3 separate regions of the Homo sapiens genome follow, and regions 2 and 3 are each linked to region 1. A link is an interaction called in ENCODE POLR2A ChIA-PET data of the cell type or tissue named here. Cell type or tissue: OCI-LY7. All regions are shown on one strand.

What was found. Peaks named below come from ENCODE experiments on the same cell type or tissue, not always from the same donor. Only the 100,000 strongest peaks of a DNase experiment are listed, where the experiment ranks them.
Region 2: POLR2A ChIA-PET joins it to region 1 with 6 read pairs; 2 of 35 experiments call an interaction of 5 or more read pairs at or near these places.
Region 3: POLR2A ChIA-PET joins it to region 1 with 7 read pairs; 2 of 35 experiments call an interaction of 5 or more read pairs at or near these places.

What each region holds. Positions count from the first base shown.
Region 1 is chr6:159,210,642-159,214,641 of GRCh38, reverse strand. All of the region lies in intron 4 of FNDC1 (fibronectin type III domain containing 1), which reads right to left. Among named protein-coding and RNA genes, the nearest start is that of FNDC1-IT1, 28 kb to the left of the region's middle. In OCI-LY7, no CTCF peak of the experiment used is centred here; DNase peaks (open chromatin) are centred at 1,441 and 2,371; H3K4me3 peaks cover 287 bases; H3K27ac peaks cover 1,518 bases.
Region 2 is chr6:159,481,673-159,485,672 of GRCh38, reverse strand. No RefSeq gene overlaps it. Among named protein-coding and RNA genes, the nearest start is that of LINC02529, 100 kb to the right of the region's middle. In OCI-LY7, no CTCF peak of the experiment used is centred here; a DNase peak (open chromatin) is centred at 2,212; H3K4me3 peaks cover 770 bases; H3K27ac peaks cover 780 bases.
Region 3 is chr6:159,487,267-159,491,266 of GRCh38, reverse strand. No RefSeq gene overlaps it. Among named protein-coding and RNA genes, the nearest start is that of LINC02529, 110 kb to the right of the region's middle. In OCI-LY7, no CTCF peak of the experiment used is centred here; no DNase peak of the experiment used is centred here.

The DNA.
Region 1 (4,000 bases):
TTGTCCCCTTTAGGCCAAAACTATATATTCTCAGGAAAGAGCTAAAGGTCAGTATAAAAATATAGCAGAGAGACATTATGTGCTATTTATAACTCTCCTCCAGAAAGCTTTTTCACTGTAATGTTGAAAAGACGGGCTTTCCTTGCCTTTACAATGAATCATTAACTGATTTCTATTTTGGGTCCTAATTTTTCTTCCATGTCTAAGCCTTGCTCCTCCAGACAAAGCCTGGCCATGCTACACCATCGCTGCTATCCTCTGTGTCTGTTGTTTTTTTTACTTGCTACATTAATCAGTTTTGAGAAATCTCTTGCTAAGCCAGTTAATCTCAAGAAATGCCCTCACTATAAACTTTCCCAAAGCAGTGTATTCTGGTGATCAATACTTAGTGTTTAAAATTTTGCTTGTATATCAAATAAGAGCTGGTATGTTTGGAAACAAGGGTTATGGATCATGTGACTACCACCTTGCCCTCTTTTAGAATATGCCACTAACCACATTGTAAGCCCTCATTTGGGGATCCAGTTAGGCTAAGGAGCACCTCTTTAATTGTGTAAGGCAGTTAGTTCCCAAGCATTCTTCCTCCATATATACATTAACCCCATCACCAATTCTGACTAATTTTATTAGATTGGAAAATTCCCAGCTAGGCTAACATTTCAACACTAAGACATAAAAACAAAATCTAATATCACAATTCAGCATGCCCTTCAAGAACACATAAATCAATAGCCTTTGGAGATGCTGAAATGGCAGACACCTGGTTCCAACGTCCTGAATCTAACCAAAAGGAATATCCACTTGTAGATTAGCTGGAGCTACCCAACCAGTCACTGGGCACCCCATTCCTATAGGCTACTAAGAGAACACCATGGTATGTTCAACAAATACTTTCCCCAATAATCAAAGTAGTAATTGTTTTAAAGGTTTTTTTTTTTTTGTTTTTAGTCCAAAAGTATAGTCCAGTAAAATGAGCAGATCTACTGAGAACACACACACTGGTCTTATGTGAGTCAGCTGGAACATAAATCATTGAGCAGAGACAGCATCCTCTGCCCTGAACTCTGCTCCAGTCCTGAGACCTTCCCAGCCGTGTGTCTGGGGATGGAAACTGATACTGGGGGTCACAGTGTCCCTGCTGGGCCCTGGGGAGGATGGCAGTTCTCTGTTCCAGGACAAACCAATTCTGACTCGGCAATCCCTGACACTCAACCGTAATAAGCTGCAATAAAAATTTTTTAAAAGGTCTTTGAAATTTCCTGAGGGTCGGGGTCCCTGAGGAGTCAGGAGTGAAGTTCCAAGGACAAGGAGCCTGGTCACAGATGGCACAAGCTTGTTGCCTGCAGTGTCTGCCGGTGGCTCTGTCCTGCACCATGCCAGGTTCACTAAACATGAGCCACACACCCCAACAGCAGGGACAACAGCTTTCTGCTCATTGCACACGCTTCCCCCTTCCAGGCTCTGGCCTTGCTGTCCAACCTAGAATGAGACCAGGCCCACTGAACAGCTTTGGGGACAGGGCTGAGGCTGGCTCTTGCAATCCCCCTATTTTATGGAATGTTTCGCTCTGCAGCAAGCTCTCACATAGTTCATCTAGCTGTCCTTAGAACAGCTCCAAGGTAAGTAGGATAGATTCATCACCCCCATGAGAAAACTGTGGCTCACAGAGGGGAAGTAGTAGCTGACAGACAGTCACATAGCTGTTTAGGGCCAGGCAGAGTTCAGCCATTCTGATTCCCAGTTTCATCCCCTTTCCATGATGCCCCTTTCATTTAAGCTCCTCCTTACCCCATGGGCCATCCCACCAACCTCCCAACCTCTTCTAATGAATGTGAAACAAGGGATTTGAGCCAACAGGCTCCCTTCAGGGTATAAACACATGACTGCTTTGCCCAGTAGGCATTACATATAACAAAAAGTATTCTCAGCAGGTAGCAAACGGACAAGAGAAGGACTGTCACCAAATACCACCCAGGAAGAACTGTTCCCTAGACAACATGGAGCTCGCTGTCTCGGTAATAACCAGAGTGAAGTGAGAATGTCCTCCCTCTAAACACAATTGTCTCTCTTTCAAATCTTTGGGTTTAGAAAAACCAACCCCATTTTTTTCAAGTATTTTGAAAATTTCCTTTCTTTAATACTCTGGTTATATATACCATCAAACATCTTTGATAGATCATCTGGTAATCCTCTTTTAAACTGATGTGCATATTAAGAAAACTAGCCATATGGTTCAAATTCATTTGCAATTAAACTATTTAAGTGTTCTCTCTGGGCTGTATGTGATAGCCTCACCAAAGCCTTCTGAAATTCTCTAATAAATCTGTGTAAGTCTTTTATCTTGAAAACAGGAAGTCACAACTGCCAAGGGTAATGGAGCTTGCATCCACCAGCGCTGAATGTACTTCAAACTTGGCTGGACACATTCCCTCAACTGCTGTTGGTACAACGTAATCAGGTGAATTGCACTCAGAACTGGCTGATAACAGAAGACCTGCGGCAACTAATGATATGTCACCCACTTGGCAGGTCCCCTGGGTGAAACAATTACCATCCAGATTGCAGTAGACCTCAGAAACCAGACAGGATTCAAGTATTTCTCCGGATTTGTGCCACTGGCTTTGCAAATTGGCAAATATTCTGAAGTTGTATAGAATCAAAATCTCTTCTTTTTACAAAGAAAATAATCTAAAATTCAATATGATGTTTTACCCATTCTATGCTAGTTAAACTTGGTAGCTTCTGAATTGGGCTTGAAGTCACAGGCTCTGAAGTCAAAGTCTGAATCGAATCTATTACAGGCTATGTGGCTTAGACCTCTCTGAATTTCAGTTTCTTCTGTAAAATAGTGCACAGCATATGCACTTTGTAATATAACCATGTAAAGCGTTCGGTGCCATACCTGACATATGCTGTATTAAGCACACTAGTTGTGTTTGTGGGCCTGACAAAAATGAAATCCCTCACTTACTAGATTCACTACCTGAGTGGGTAACCCCCTTCAGAATGGGAGCCGTGAATGTATCACAGAGCTTACCACCAGGCCTTGCATACAGGGGCACTAAAAAAAAAAATGTTTCAAAGAACCAAATGTGAGCAAAAGAGAGGGCTTATTGCCAAGGACCCTTTACATTGAAAATCTTTTCAAATATGAGGTTGCCTATAGCCAGATGAAGAGCGTTATTCATCTTCATCAACATCTAGCAATTATCAGTCACTCGAAATCCCTCTCTTCATTGGTGTAAAAGAACGCATGACCACAGCTGTCTGGCGGCTACTTTCTGTTGGCCCAGGTCTTGCCTGGCAGGACATGCTCACTTCCCAGCAGAATGTGAGGTTTCACTCCATCTACAGCCTTGAAGAGCCGCAATTTGTCTGGTTTGTCCCACTGACCGATCTGACACCCCACTGCGCTGACCACCAACTTCACAAAGATGGTCCTGATCTCTATCCCCGTGACCTGAAAGAGCAGGCCTGATGCTCACAGGCCTTCAAATACCCACCTTACCCCAGGCAGCTGCCCCACCATCCCCAGCACCAGCCTCCATTATAACTGTGGACACCAATCTGCACGCCGGGGGTGGGGGTCAGGGGGTGTCCAGCCATTTAGGCCGGAGCCATGGTGCTCGAAGTTCAGTGTGAACCAGAAGCACCTGGCCAGGGTGTGTTTTCACCTGGCCTCCCACCTCCATCAGGACCAGGCCTTTTGTGCACTCCTGATGAAGAAGCTTGATAAGGAAGAGGTGAGAAGCCTGAGAGGAAGAAGAAAGAGAGGGCAGGGAAAGGGGTGAGAATGTGTGTCCGGGAGCAGTGAAGGTCGGCTGCTGATAGCCAGATGGGGGCAGGACATCAGCTTTGTTGGCCATACTCTGCATCTGAACTCCCTGACCCCAGCTCATGCCCAGGCCCGGTGCTGCCTGACATCTCCAAAGTTGGTGAGCTCCAGCAAACGCCACCCGAGCCTGCATCCACCACAGGCTCGTTCTTCCTGTGCAAGTTC
Region 2 (4,000 bases), 270 kb before region 1:
AGAAACAGAATGAAACATCTTTCCTGGATGTTCTTTTATCTCATGTTTTATAATTGTTTTGCTCAATGGCTTTTTTGCTCTGACCTTTCTTCTGGTGTTACCTTCCTTTGTCCTGATCTATGTACTTTTGAAGCTACTTTGGTGAAGTTTTGCTGGCAGTAAATTCTCTCACTCCTTAATTATTTGAATACATTTTTATTTTTTCTTTTTCCCTAAAAGGTAATTTTGTTGAATATTTAATTCAAGATTGAGAGTGAATTTATTTTTTCATTACTCTGAAGCTATCTTTGACTATCCTTAGGCTCCCATTGCTCCTGCTAAAGGGTCGTCTGTCAGCCCAGTTGCTTTTCTTTGTTGTCGATCTCTGTTCACTGTTGCTTTGGTTCATTCCTTGCATAGTGTTTATGTGTGAAATTTTTATTATATATCTTGCTATGTTAATTGTGCCTCCTACATCTTAGGGTTTGTGTCCTTTATCAGTTCTGGAAAACTCAGCCATATCTTCAGATTTTGCCTCATCTGTATTCTCTGTCTTTTTTCTTTTCTTTTCTTTTCTTTTCTTTTTTTTTTTTTTTTTTTTTTTTTTGTGAGACAGGGTCTCACTCTGTTGTCAAGGCTGGAGTGCAGTAGTGTGTTCTCGGCTCACTGCAGCCTCTGCCTCCTGGGCTCAAATGATCCTCCCACCTCAGTCTCCTGAGTAGCTGGGACTACGGGCATGCACCACCACACCTGGCTAATTTTTAAATTTTTTGTAGAGATGGCGTCTCGCCAGGTTGCCCAAGCTGGTCTTGAACTCCTGGGCTCAAGGAATCCTCCTGTCTCAGCCTCCCAAAATGCTGGGATTACAGGAGTGAGCCACCATGCCTGGCCATGGATTCCCTGTCTTCTCACCTGGGACTTTGGTTAGGTGTCTGGCAAGTCTCCTAACATCGCTTCCATCCTTTCATATTTTCTATCCTTGACTCTCTTTATTGCATTCTGACTAGGTTTTTTTTTTAATTTATCTTTAAATTAATTAATTCTGATTTTAGCTTTGTCCAGTCTTCTGAAGAATCCATGAGGAGTTTGAGAAAAAAGAATTGAATTAACCAACAAGTGGAAATTTACAAAGCAGCTCCACTGCCCAGCCTGCTCTGGAGTGATAAGACAATAGGATGCTCCACTAAACAACTTGCTGGGAAGACCCTTCTCTGTGCTCCTGAACACCTAAAAGTCACTGGCTCTTGACTGTTGCACCCAATATTTATTTATCTCCTTTTGAAAACCCACCCACAAATCACCTGAGTTCTAACCTTAAACACAGGCCCAGTGCTGTAAGAATTCCCCTTTGACTTTGTTTCTCAAGCTGTTTTTGAGACCTTATCCTTCCTTACTGGAAAGAATGTGAGTAAACTCAGTTTGCTTTGTCGACACCAGGTTTCCTGGTTATTTTTGTGAGGACTCTAACAATTTCTTATTTACAACAAATATATTTTTCATTTCTAAAATATCTGTCATCATTTTAAACAGTCTTTTGATGAATTTTTAAATGTTTATGATTCTATATTTCATGCCTTCAAATAGTTTTCTACAGAGTTTATCTGTCTAATGATTTTAATATCTGAAGACCTTGTATGGGGGAGTTCTCATGTTGTTTTTCTTTCTTTAAACACATAATCATGGTAATTTTTTCTTTGTGAATTTAATCTTTGATTGTGAGCTCACGTTTTTTTGCACTTCATATGTGGGAATCCTGAGAGCCTCAACTGGGGATGTTACTCCAGAGATTAGTATGGCTGATGCCTTTGTTGAAAGCTCATGGTTTCCTGTTCGGATTTCAGCTCAAAGACTTTTTGAAAACAACATTTTGTTTTTAGAGGCTTCCCTTCAGCCATATTTTAAAAATAGCGCAAAGGCAATTTTAGCAGGATCTAGCTGTGTAGAGGGACAGGTCTTCTTAGTCATGTTGATGCAGCCCTCCCTGCGTCTTACTCTCTTCAATACTGTTTCCCTGGGTAGCCCAGCCTGATTGAGCCCATAGAGTAAGTTCACCCCCCAGTGTCATGTTTTTTGGGTCAGTAGTGAACTATAATTCTACCCTGGTTATACATAAATGTAGATGAAAAAAGAAAGACACTTTGAAAGCCTGTTCTGTCAAGCATTCTTGAAACTTCTCTGTAAATGTCACAGAGTAAGACTTGAAAAGCTTTCAGTGAGCCCAGCCCAGCCCAGAAATAGTATGGCACTGTGTGTGCTTCCTCTTGTGCCTACTTCCTTCTAGAGCAGATTTTCGACTGCCCTGGGGTCAAACTGTTTTAACTCAAAAATATTCCATTTTGGAACTAACTATAGAATGTTAACACTGAGAATTAGATTTCTAATCCACCAATCTAGGATAAGACGTCTTATTTATTTTAAGCACGAAAGCAGTGAGTGAGATGTGGCCAGCTGCACTCACCATGCTGGTCCTGCTCACCACCCTGGTCTCCTGTAAATGCCAATGCTGGCCTGGGCCAGGCCTGTAGCCATTTCTGTGTCTATTTTTCTTCTTTCTCCTCTCCTCCCTTTCCCCCCTATTTTCTCTCTTCTTTGTCCCTTATCACCTGTTCTCTCTCCCTCTCTTTTCACTTTGTTCCAGATATAGTTAAGTTACCTAATATAATGCATATTAAAAATAAGTGAGAACAGACTTCCAGTTAACCAGGTTTGAACACACTATTTATTTTATCTCCCCTCTGAAGTCCCATTAAAATGATAGTGAAGGAATAACACATCATAAACCCACAATAATTAAAAGAAAAAGAGGAAAATTTCTGCAGCTAGAAGTCGGTACTTTGAAAATTGGAAAGAAAAATGAAGAAAAATAAATGGCTTAAATCCCAGAAATGACTACTACCTAAGCTCTAGATGGAAGTTTGAGAGGGGTGGGAGACGGGGTAGAAAACACAATTTTCTTGTCATAGAATTCTGGAAAAACTCAGGAATCAGAGCATTGTGTCAGGACGCAGGTGGGCTGAAAACAGAACTACTGAGGTCAAGTTGTTACGGAGAATTCGGGCTTCAGATTCCTTCTTTCACCTCATATAAGGAGACAATCACATACTTCTCATTCTGAGACAAGGTGAGAGGTTTACTTTTTGGGCACTTTGAACTGAATAAGCTCTGGATTTGGAGACATCAAGTGTAGTTGAGGGGTGTGGATATGGAATTGATACTGAAAAATAGGGATAAAGTGAAAATAAACATCCCAAATTATAGAATCTCCAGTTCACTTCAACCCCCAAGACTGATAGTTGGGCTTACAACCCGAAATATGAGATCAAAAGACTCCTCTTTCAGAACACTGGCCCAAGATGAAATAATTTCAATATTGGCATTTAGTGCTTCAGTGAAAATCATTCTACAGTAAAGCCATGTCTGTAAGCCAGGCTTTTCTTTTGTTTTTTATTTTATTTTTAAATTTTTATTTATTTATTTTATTTTGAGCTGGATTCTCTCTATGTTGTCCAGGCTGGAGTGTAGTGCCATCATAGTGCACCACAGCCTCAAATTCCTGGGCTCAAGCAATTTTCCTGCCTCAGCTTCCTGAGCTGGAACCACAGGCATGTACCACTGTGTCTGGCTCTAAGCCCTGCTCTTATAATGGATCCAATATTCTTCTTAGGGTCTCATTCGTAAATATGAAGAGACAGCCAAGACTAACCATGCATCTATATAAAGCCTTTAACTGAGTAACAGAGATTCAAACAGAAAGAAAAAACACCACAGGAAACAGACAACATAGGTACAAAATAAAATTAAGAAAATAAATGTAACGAATGACTTCAGAGAGATGAGAGAAGAAACTACTTACGGGGAACAAATATAGGATGCTATAGAAAAGAATCAAACATAACAAGAAAAGGGATTTAGACATCCCAATATATGATAGCCAAAAATAAAAAAATTAGCTGGTGAAGTTGACACATATCCAGAAAGAAAAATGGAAGGACAAGGAGAGGAAAAGTGAGTGGGGGAAGAA
Region 3 (4,000 bases), 280 kb before region 1:
TTGACCATCTACAGGAGAGGACCTAAAAATAATAAAAAGATAGCTTAGAGGAAATCTTGTGATGTTTCTTTGCACCTGTGGGAAACTCCTCACTTTCCCACAAATGAGGAGATGCAATTTAGAAGGAGACAGGAACAAGAGGAAGCTCTTCTATACTCCTAAGCCACACAGATGTCTGGAAGAACTTTCTAACCTGAAGGCTTCCGAGGCATTGGGATACTTCCCAACAGTGCTGACTTTATTTGTCAAGGGTTGTAGTTCACCTTTGGAGAGCCCATTTCTTCACCAGCTGCCACTTCCTCCCTTTCTGACCTCCGCTCCCTCTGAGCACCAACCTCCTTTATGCAGCCCCTCCTCCTGGCAGGTACATGGCCACCACCCCAGCCCCTGATCCTGGCTGGAATGTCTTGGGTGGTGGGCCCTTTTCCTCCTATCACAACAAAAGCTCACCAGTTCCACGTCCCTTCCCCACACTTGTCTCTCTGTGGGAGGTGCCACTGTTAATCAGACCTGCTAAGCCAGGCAACCACGCAAAGGTGTTGACAGACATCTTGCTGAGGTCAGTGAAGAACAAAGCTCTACTTGTTTTTAAAAGCTGTCTTTATTTTAAAATTTGTCCTTAAGAAGCAACCAGACGGGATTCATTCTTCTTAAAGTGGACTTTTGTTCTTGAGCAGGCATGCCAAACAGTCTCCGAGGATACACAGAAACAAATGGGCGTGCAAAGCTTTGGCTGTTGGACAAACCTGTTGCTCCACTTGGGGTGAGTCCATGTGTCTGAGCAGCAGGAGATGGGGTCAGTCTTTCCCAAGGACAGAGTCAAAACCTAGGAGATGAAGCCTCTTCATTTGTCTCTGTCCCAGATTCAGGGTCTCCTGGTTCCTGTTAGTGTCCTGTGAAAGGTTTATACACTTCTAAGCCAAAATCAAAGTACAGGAAGAAGCGTGTTTAAGCAGGAGATATTTGCACATTCTCTCCTCTCCCCATTGACCTAAATCATATTCTTTCTCTGAGGCCCAGTTAAAGCTGCATCTCCTTCATGAAGCTTCCATGAACCCTGTCTGCCTTCTTTCCTGGGTTCTTCAAGCCTTGCTCTTCACTCAATAACTGTTTTCCATTGCCAGCTGTTTAAGATTTTTCTGGGTCAAAGTGCGAGATTGTTCTGGCTCAACTTGGTCAAACTGGGGAGCTGCACCATTCCTTGAATCCCCTTCCCCAGGTTAGACTTGGCTAACAGAGATCTATGTGAAATTTGGAAGGCAGGGCTAAAGTGGTGACCATTACTCTCAGAAATCCATTGTGACCATGTCTGGTGAGAGATGCAGAGCTGCCCGGGCCTCCCAGGTATGCTAGCTTTCATTCCCTTCTTCCAAACTGCTGGCCCGCTGACCAATAGCAGTTCAAAGCCCAGCACCAGAGTGGGGACCCACAGAGGTGGATGTGACTGAGGCACAGCTTCTCTGACCCCTCTCCACAAGCCCCCATTTGTGGTCTCAAGGGGAGGCTGCCCGCCCTTGGTTTCTTAGATTTCCCTGCAAGCTCAGATTTTCTACCGTGCCAGTGAATGAGGAGGTCTAGTTGGTGACTCTTCTTAGATCCTCCAACTTTGCCTTCCAAGTCTTCACTTCTTTAGCTTCTTCCACATTTATGTGAGGTTTAATTCTAGTGAAATCTCTTATCCCTAAAACATGGTGTTTTCCTGATTGAACCTTGATTGATACACCAGCCAACCCTCCCAGATAGTCCTTGAGCCTGCTAAGGGAAGGGCCATGCCCTTCTTTGAACTTTTTCATGATGTCCAGGACAATGCCAGTTACAAGTAGGTTGTCAATGATTTTCGTTGATGGCTAGATGGAAAAAAAAAAGTCCCCTACAAATTATTTTGGATAAATGACATCTTCTCATTGCTTTCCCTCTCCCAGAATTGGAACATGGAGACCCCAAGACAATGTAGGAAGCTGGCTGCTGGATTTGTGGGCAAGAGGCCATTAAGGCTACAGGTGAACACTTTCCCTGAAGGTGTCAGCTTTTCTTTGTGAAGATCCACCATCATTTCTCAGGGCTCTGGTGCAGGAAAATGGAATGCAAACTGATGATTGAACCTACTCCCTTTTTCCCCATCCATCTAGCTGACCAATTTTCAGAGGTAAACTTTCTAGGAGGAAACCAACCTCTGGTTGTGTCCAGGCCCTTGTTTCACAGGTGGGAAAGCACTGTGGGAACAGAAGAGAGATATGGGAAGGAAAACCCTCCCCACTATGAGACATGTTCGAGTTGCCTATGTCATAAATCCCCTCTGGGGAGATCTGTTTGTGTCTGCATCTCAATGCATCAAAGCTTCTCTTTCTTACAGGCTTCAACATGTGTGTCATGATAAGCTTCAGGAAAAGGGGAGATGAAGGGAAACTTTTAATGCCAACATTTGGTGCAATCTTGTCCCCTAACCAGAGCCCTGTGGCTGGTGAAGCAATCTAGGGGAGGAACACCTGCTCAGCTCTCAGCAGGGACCACACTGATTCAAATCTTGGGACTTGCACCCCATGTCACATTGCCTGGGCACTTCCATGTGTCCTCTGCCCCAGATGTCCAGCTGACACTGGGTTGAAGGGCATATTACATATTAGGATGCTGCATAGCTCATTTTTGTAGCAGAGACTTAAAGTTTCAGAGATGAGCAAATTTTGGCCAGAACAATTAGTGAAGGTGGAAGTGGTGATGGTGACAATGAGATGAACCCCAAGCCCACCAATCTATTCGGGAGAATCCCAAGCCTCTCCTACGCCATCATCTTTGTGAAGATTTTTAACAAGGGATTGGTTTATTCTGCCTTGATGGAGTAGGATTCACAGAGGAGCTGACATTTAGGCTACATCTTGAAGGAACAGAAGAAAGGCATCCCAGCGAGGGGAAGCAGAATAAATGAAAGTGTGGAGCTATGATAATATGTGGTATATTTGAAGACTGGGCAAGAGTCTAATGTATGAATGACTAGACTCATGACTATGACTAGGCAAGAGTCTACAGTATATGGTGTGCAGTGGAAGTAAATAACTCCCAATGCTTACACACCTGGCATCACTTTTCCTTCTCTTACTGGCTAGGATCTCCAGTATTTATTCATTAAAGTGATGATAGTGGCCCCTTTGTCTTGTATCTGAGTGTAAAGGGAATGCTTCGAATGTTTCATTGTTCAGAATTATGTTTCCTATAATAGGTTTGGAGTGGACATCCAGGAAAGAAGTTCCATTCTATTTCTTGTTTTCTTGAATGTTTATTTTAAATCAGTGTTACATTGTTATCAACAATGTTTCTGCATTTATTTAGATGATCTCTCTCCCCCTCGTCTCCTTTCTCTTACCATTGATATTTTAATGTGGTCAATTACAGAGTTTTTAGTGTTGAGTCACATCTTCATTTCCTGAGAAAAACCCATGATGTCTTAATCTTACTTATATATGGTTGGATTTCATTTGCTTAATTTTTGTTCAGGATTTTTATGTCTACACAATGAGCAAGACTGGCCTTTCTCTTTCTTGCCCTGTCCTAATTTGCTTTTGGTATCAAGACGTCTTGTGTTCATAGAATGCATTAGGAAATATTACTACTGTTTCCTTTCTCTGAAATAGCAAAAACAGGAATGATTTATTCCTTGACTTGGCAGAATATGGATATACGTTCTCTGGATCTGTTATCTTGTTGGGAGTTAGATTTTTTTTTAACTGAAGATTCCATTTTTGTAATGGGTATAGGACTATGGATCTTCCACTTACTCTCAAGTCAGCTTTGAAAAGTTTTGTTTCTCTAGGAATTTGTCAATTTTGTCTAAGTTTTCAAATGTATTGGCATGGAGTAGTTTTTAAAAGTGTCTTATTATCTTTTAACTCTGTCTTGAATCTAAAGCTCTATTTCCATTTTTATTCCTAAATTGCTTATTTGTGCATTCTTTCCTTTTCAGAAATTTATTGAAAAAGTACAATTGTATATATTTATGGGGTACAAT